2 separate regions of the Mus musculus genome follow, and region 2 is linked to region 1. A link is a contact called in ENCODE Hi-C or POLR2A ChIA-PET data. All regions are on one chromosome and are shown on one strand. Each heading gives the region's core, a stretch centred on a gene start or an enhancer-like site at or near the end of the contact. The rest is flanking DNA. Distances are from core to core; before and after follow the strand shown.

Region 1 (3,844 bases), core at 1,074-3,573:
ACCCCTACATAAATGAATGGGGATGTTTCGTTTTATTTCGTTCTTTTAAATGGGCTTGGCGTTTAATCCCTCCAGCCTTAACAACATTCCAAAGTGTCTTAAAAAAACTGAGGAGTTGCCGGGCGTGGTAGCTCACACCTTGAATCCCAGCACTAGGGAGGCAGAGGCAGGTGGATTTCTGAGTTCGAGGCCAGCCTGGTCTACAAAGTGAGTTCCAGGACAGCCAGGGCTAGACAGAGAAACCCTGTCTCGAAAACAACAAGAAAAAAAACCAAAAAACCCTGAGGAGTTACTGTTTCCAACTCTTACAGTTACAGTGATCCATCCAGCCTGAGTCTCTGCATTTCCTGGAGTTGTTGGCTCAATATGAACTACAAGGGGGAGAAGCAATGACTCCAGTCAGCAAAAAGAAAGCCAGCTTGGATACCAAGAACCAGGAAAAGTCAAGTCACTTGTAGGGCTGCCAAAGTCACCAGTCCCTCATTTACAATGCAAAGGTAAAGAGACTCAGTGGGCGCCAGAATCCCAGAGGGAATTGCAAATCATGCGCCCAGCGGCACCGGGCACAAACCACCCAGTTCTCACACGCCAACGCCCTTAACTTCCTAAAGCTGGAGCTATAAACTTCGAAGGACCGCTATTTTGCAAGAAAGTTTTCAGTTGGTGAGTGCTGTCGTCCAAACTAACTTTTCTGCCTCTTTAGGAAAACTTTTATACAGACAAAACATTTGAAAAGGTTAAAAACCCCCAAAGATTACAATTTTTGAACACAGAATAAAATTTAGTCCCTAGCTTCAAAGACTGTTTAGAATCTTCTAGATGAACTACAAAGGGGTGCGCTAGATACATCAGGAAAGAATAAACCACTCTCGCTTGGGTCTAACAACGGTACGCTTCATTACTTCTATGAAATTCCCTTCACACCCCAGCCACCCGCAACTCCAGGGGTGTTCGTAGCCCTGATGATGCCAAACTATTCTACCGGAGGTGGGACAGCTTGGTGACAATCCTGACATGCTTCGGCTCCCGGGAAGTTAATGGGAATTAAACCACAGCAGCCCTCCTTTGTGGCGCTTTGGCCGGAACAGCAAAAGGGAGACAATGAGCGGTCTGTGCGCAGTTCCACGCCGATTGGCTGGTCACCCCCACTCCCCGAAACCCCTGATGTCATGGACTTGGAATGCAGGCAGGGAGGAAGGAAAGAGAGGATTTGGGGAGGGGGGCGCCTCTCATCTCTTTTCCAGGCCAAAAGTCTGAAAGATAAACCCTGGTGCATTCTTGAGATGAGTACACAGCAAAGCAACGCAGCCAGATTCCAATCACTCCAAAATTGCAACCCGCCACAGCAAATAAACCTCGAACAAAAGCGACCCTGCCGAGATATCGTGACAATTCAACGCGCTGCAAACTTCTCAGGATTGCATTTCTAAGTCTCTCATCTACAGCTGATCCGGCTCGCAGGCTGCGCGTTCAGGCTTTGTCTGGGCTTCCCGCACCAGCGGCGATTGCATCAAGGCACCACCGACGGGCTCCCTTTCCGCCCGCGGGTCCCAGGGGTCGGCGGGACACTCTCCCATGGAGGAGGAGGAGGAAAGGAACAATGAGGGGCCCGGGTTGGCCACGTAACCGCCCAACTTCGCTTGTGGGAGGAGGGGGCCAGGATGGAATGGGAGGAGACGCAGGGTCCCGCGGCAGCCCCAGCCCAGGCGGATGGCGGGGGCGGCAACTCCCGGAGACCCAGCCGTAAGGCAGGGCCCCGCCTAAGGGCCACAGGCCACTCAGGAGCGCCCCCTTCCCGGAGGGGCGCACCCTACAGCCTTGGAGCGGGCCCTGCGGCGCTGCGGGACTCCAGGCGTCCGGGAACCCCCACCGCCCGCCGGGGCCGCGGCGCGGGAACAAAGCCAGCACCAACGCGTGCGAGCCAGGCTCCGCGAGCCGAGGAGCATCTCTCTCTCCCGCAGCCTCGACGTCTCTCCGCGGCGGCTCCCAGCGCCCCCACCGCCGCGGCAAACCCCCAGCCCGCCCGCGCGCGTACCTTGTTCTTAACTTCGGCGGAGAGCCCGTAGGAAGGGCCCTTGTTGAAGTGGGTCATGGCTGTTTGGACGACTGGAAGAGTTCTAGCGGTCAGTCACCCTCGGTGTCCCTGCTCTTAGCCCCAGCGGCGGCCGCGCGGGTGATGCACGAGCTCGCTCCCCTGCGCGGCGCCGGAGAAGCCCGAACGCCGCAGACGGACGCGGATGATGCTTCGAGGTTCGCTAGGACTCGAGTCCCGCGGAGGCTCCGGGTCGCTCTGGACTGGGACCGGCTGCCCTGCTCGCTGCCCGCTCCGCGGCTCCGCACGCTCTGCCCCCAGCCTGGTCTCCCCCCACCCACCCCCGGGCCTCCAGGGATTGGCCGGCGAGCCCGACCAATGAGCGCCGCCTCCTCCCCCCTCGCCTGCTCCAAGGCTTCCCGGCCAATGGCAGCGCGGCGGGCGCGGCGCTCCCTCCCGCGGGGTCCCAGCCCCCGGCCCCGCCCTCACGCCACCTAGGACCTCGGCGCCCCTCCTCCCCGCTGGTCAGCGGGCTGCGACCGCCCCGCCCCGGCGCCTAGGGGCTTCTCAGCCGCCTTGGTTCTCATCAACTCCCAGGCATCTGTGGCGCTCCGACGGTGGAGGGGGACAGGAAGCTCCCCGAGCTGGCCCGCCGCTGACCGGCCACTCCATCCGTCTCCTCCCGGGCTACAGCGCGCCCAGATGTTGCGCTGGAAACCCGGGGAGCAGCCTTCGAATCCACGTGCCAGGCCGGGGGCGGGGGGGGGAGGCCTGCGTGGACATCTGCCAAGTCTCCCTCCCCACGCAGCTGCCGCACCTGTGGGGCTGACCTCTGCCTCGGTCAACGCTCTTTGCCAAAGTCCTGCTCATCCTGTCTAAACTTTGAATGCAGAGCGAAAGAAATTGGGAAAGTGTTGTGGCACAGCCAGGTTTTGGGGGGAGGGGGTACAGCTTTTTGGGTCCTTTTCTGGAGTCCCACCAGTTGCCCTTGGCAAGCACCTTCACCGGGGGTTCAGCCAGCCCAAAAGGCTAGGTAGTTTATTTGTTTTTAATTAGAGGACTGCCTTGACTGAGAAGTCTACCTGCTTTGGTTTGTTTTTTAATCTCTTTGAATCAGCACTCTGTATTCTTTTCCGTCCCCTTTCCTTTCTTCTGATCTCAAAGGCAAACTGATAGAGGAAAGGTGAGAACAGAGAGCACGCTGTCCCCTGCCTGTGTTCCTGGCACTACACTGGGCTATATGTCTTTGAAAGATTAGCTCATTCACTTTCCCAAAACTTACTCGGTAGACTTCAGATCCGTTTTAGTGGCTTGAAGGCTGCAACTCAGAGATTCCTAATAATGACAGCTATCACTGCCTCCAGAGTGTCACCGCTTGCCTTGGTGTCTTGGGGCACATCTAGGACAGGTTTTAGTCCTCTGGGTGTCAGTATGTTGGTTTATGTTTCCCAAATACAGCTGACATTCCAGAAGAGACTACAGGACCAGGGTCAGCCACTTGCATGGAAAAGAGAAGCCCAAATAGCCCAAGTTGAACCTTTCTGGGATAGAAATAAGGGAGTGTGGCATAGTGTCTCAAGCACTCTATCCCAGCACAAAGAGGATTGCTGTGTTGGGATAGAACCAGAGGTCTGCCTAAGCTACAGAGAAAAGAAAAAGGCACAGAATTTCTGTCAGCTGAAAGAATTTTTCATCAACGCTATAAGGTGCAATGTGATAGAGCAGTAACGAGTCAAATGGGCAGAAACGTGAAGTAACTTCCAATGATTTACTGATTGCTTCTGAAGGTACTCAGAATAATTAGGGCATTCT
Region 2 (3,862 bases), core at 1,030-3,529, 43 kb before region 1:
GGATCTGAGGGAAGTGGAATACTCTCTCACAGTATGCACTGTGTGCTCCATGATTACGCTCCGCATTGGCCACAACCTACTGACAGTGGGGTTTTTTTTTCCTCAGTAGAATTTGACACACACACACCTCGGGAGGGGGACATCAGAAGATGTCTTTAAATTGATTATCTATTATTTAGAGAGGCACACAGATGCCACAGCACAAGTCTAGCGGCCAAGGTGGGAGTTGGTTCTCCCCTTTCATGTGTGTGCCCCAGGAATGAAGCGCAGGTTGTCAAGCCTGATGGGAAGTGCTTTACCTACTGAACCATCCTGCCAGCCCTTGGCTTTTTAAGCCTAATGTCTACCAAAGAAAAACATATCAGACAGTCAATTTCAAGTTTAGCATGAAGGAATATTATTTGGAAGGTAATCTTTGCCTAAGCCATCTCTAGTTCTCTATTCAACGAATATCCCCGCAGACGGAATAGGGCTCAGGAAGGGCATCTTGACAGAGGGACTGCAGGGTTTCTCAGAGCAGTGCAACAGGCAGGGGAGAGAGCCGCAGCACCGGGATTGGAGATGGCAGACCTGGGGCCATGCTGGTTGAGGTTAGAAGTGGCTTGGAGGCTCTCATCTAAGAAGTCCTAGGTGTTTGTGACCCTGGCAGAGATAGGACAAGAGTGGAAACCATGAAGTCAAGAAGCCAGAGAGAAAGAGAACTATCACAATCAACACTCCCTAAAGCTAAAACACAATGCTAAGGAAAAGAAGTCTTTTAGCCCTCATAACAGTTTGTATGGGACTGGACGGATGGCTCAGTGGTTAGGAACACTGGCTGCTCTTCCAGAGGACCCAGGTTGGGGCACCAGCACACACACAGTGGTTCACAATGGTCTGTAGCTCCAGTTCCAGAAAAACTGATGCCTCTCCCAAACTCCTAAAATTAATAAACCTAAAAGAAATATTATTTAAACGCAGCAATAGTTTTCATGTTGGTTTAAGTCATGTGTGTTGAAGGTGTGAGTGCACATGTGTGCATAGCATGAGAGGCCAGAGGACAACCTTCTGTGTTCAGGCACTGCCCACCTTTGTTTGAGACAGGGTCTCGAAGTGGCGTGGGACCCACCAGGTAGGCTAGGCTGGCTGGACAGTGAGCCACCAGGACCAACCTGGCTCCGCCTTCCAAAGGCTGTGACTACAAAACTCATGTGCCACCACAAGGTTAGTCTGTGTGTTTGTTTGTTTGTTTTGAGACAAGGTCTCACTATGTAGCCCTGGCTGGCCCTGAACTCACTCTGTAGACCAAGCAGCCTTGAACTCACAGAGATCTGCCCACCTCTGCCTCTAGATGCTGGGGTTAAAGGCAAGAGTTGGCTTGTTTTGTTTAGATTTTTAACTTGAGTTCTATGGATCTGACTTAGTTCTTCAGGCCTCTAGGACAAGTACTTGATCCACTGAGCATAGAAACTTTCTAGTCCCAGTTTTCCATGATTCATTTTAAAAAGGGGTTTAGGACCAGGGAGATAGCTTACTGGGTAACACTGCTTGCTACACACAAGCTTGGTCCTGAGTTCCATTCCTGGACCCCACAGTGGGAAGAGAGGACTGACAACCAAGTGATGCTGTCCTTGGACCTCACACATGTGCCATAAGATTTGTGTATTCACATGCACATGCGCACACACAACCTAGTAATAAGTAAAACAAAATTAAAGTAAGTTAAAAATGAATAGAAAAGGGGTTTTAGAAAGCTAATCCTCACATGTGAAAGTATTTGTGAGAAATTCAAATATTCCTTCAGTGGGAGTTGAACATCACTTTCTTTACTTGACAACGTTTGTACTTTCACTGAAAAACCCTGTAGAAATCAGTTCTATTGGCTTTGGGCTCCTCTGTGTGCCTGCCTGTCCTTTCAACCGTGCATATTTGCCAAGGAATGTGGGGAGGCAAAGGAGGCAGTGGCCTTCACCGGGGCTACTTGAGACTGATCAGTTGTTTCCTTTCTTCTCTGTCTCTCTGATGCTTAATTCGCCCCCACCCCACCCCCCCACCCCCACCCCCGGCCACAGTGATGAGCTTGGAAAGAATGAGGCCATTCTAAAAATTAAGCCTAAAAGCAAATAAAATTTCAGAAAAGCAAACAAGACTGCATTGCCCTGCTTCTACTTTCTTGGCAGGAGTAACTCTCGGCCTCCCCTCCCCTCTCCTCTCCTCCATGTCTCATCCCTCCCTCCTGGCAGGACCCCTGAAGAGGACAGAGGCGGCCGCTGGCAGGCTTCCCCTCTCACAGTCTCTCTGGTGGTGGTTTGCAGCCTGGTAAACAGTGAATTCTTGAAGGGACTGGTGAATGCCAGACCCTGGAAGGCTCGGGCGTGTCTGCCGGGTGCCTTGACTTCCTCTCCATGTGTTTGTGATAAAATCAGAGATGAAACTGGCTTGGACTAGTTCCTGCAAGTTTTTCTAGGGGCCTCGGAAGGGGTCTGGATGTGCGTGGACTCAGCTACCCCTGTGTGTCTCTGAGGTCTGAGGGTGTATTAGTTACTCAAGTTTGTTTCAGGAGTTCTTTATTTTGAGTGAATAAAATCAGAACTCAGAGAAGCCATTCCAGAAATAAAGCCGGCTATTCATGGCAGGGCTTTGGGGTGAATCCCTTCCCTTCTCTCTGGAGGAAAACTCTATTTACTTTTTTGACGAGTCAACAGCAGCTCCAGTTCACAGCTCTGCCATCAAAAGATGCTGCCTGCCGGTTCAGTTTTCGGGGAGGACAGATGGGTGCTCTCAGGGGATAGAGGATAAGGGTCAGGCTGGGCAAGATTAAGTTTTAATTTAAAGATGGGGGGTGGAGGGAGGACTTTCTAAGTGTTAATATTTTTGGAGAACTCTCTCAAAATAAAGAGTTAATCTAGCTTTTTTTGGTTACCTAATAACACAATGATTAAAATTCTATTAAATGGGAATCATAGTGCCTACAGTGATTATTTTACTGAGCTAAGGCCAAGTTATGTGATCAGAAGAGGGTGCCTGGTCCACTGTGAATCATTTTGTAAACACATGTGTGCATGCATGCATGCAGGTGTGTGTGTGTGTGTATGAGTACACACGCACACGAACACACACACTCATAGAGGCCTGAGAAGGACACCAGGTTTCCTGATGTATCGCTCTCTACCACCACCGCCACCCCACTCCCCACCCCAACCCCCCCCCCCCCCCCCCCCGCAGGACAATGCCACTTACTGAATCTGGACCTGTCTGGTAGCCAGCAAGATCCAGTGAGCCTCCTGTTCTCTGCCACTTTCTGCCACCCTGGGATGGCAAAACTGTGTAACCACCCTCAGCTATTCTTATTTAAATGTTTGCCTGCATATATGTATATGTACCACGTGAATGTCTGGGGCCTGCAGAGGCCAGAAGAGAGCATCAGATTCCCTGCTACTGGAGTTACAGAGGGTTGTGGGATGGCATGTCCATGCCAGGAACCAAACTCAGGTCCTCTGTAAGGACAGTAAATGCTCTTTATTATTGTTGTTGTTGTTGTTTAAACTTTTCTTACAGTCCAGTTGTTATCCCCCTCCTGGTCTGCCCATTCACACACCCCCCCCCCACATCTCCAAGAGGATGTCCCCACCTCACCCCCACCCCACCAGACCTCCTAGGGTTAGGTGTGTCTTCTCTCAATGAGGCCAGTAAATGCTCTTAAACACTGAGCCCTCTCTCCAGCCCCTTCACTCCGCTGGTTTTGTGAGTTTGGAGAATTTGAACCCAGGTCCTCACACTGCCGTAGCAAGCACTCTTAGCTGCTGAGCCATATCTCCAAACAAATGTGATAGACTTTAATTTGAAACTTTAAAGCCATCAGATGTCCTTTTACAAAGCCCAA

What was found. Hi-C counts contacts between places; a loop is a spot of excess contacts on that map. ChIA-PET counts read pairs that join two places held with the same protein, here RNA polymerase II (POLR2A).
Region 2: POLR2A ChIA-PET joins it to region 1 with 11 read pairs in Patski. The contact joins the enhancer-like site here to the promoter of Cnn3 in region 1. A Hi-C loop is called at or near these places in 1 of 37 maps with a recorded cell type or tissue (heart). POLR2A ChIA-PET finds 5 or more read pairs at or near these places in 4 of 5 experiments (Patski and embryonic stem cell).

The regions. Positions count from the first base shown.
Region 1 is chr3:121,425,020-121,428,863 of GRCm38, reverse strand. Cnn3 (calponin 3, acidic) reads right to left here and starts at 2,323. Exons shown (of 7, transcript NM_028044.2): 1 at 2,036-2,323. The coding sequence starts at 2,092.
Region 2 is chr3:121,467,833-121,471,694 of GRCm38, reverse strand. The region is part of intron 12 of Slc44a3 (solute carrier family 44, member 3); the gene reads left to right. Among named protein-coding and RNA genes, the nearest start is that of Cnn3, 43 kb to the right of the region's middle. Within about 2 kb of position 2,279, at least 1 of the 3 ENCODE cell types and tissues checked has a DNase peak (open chromatin) inside an H3K27ac peak, as active enhancers do; it is heart, where a contact is called at or near this core.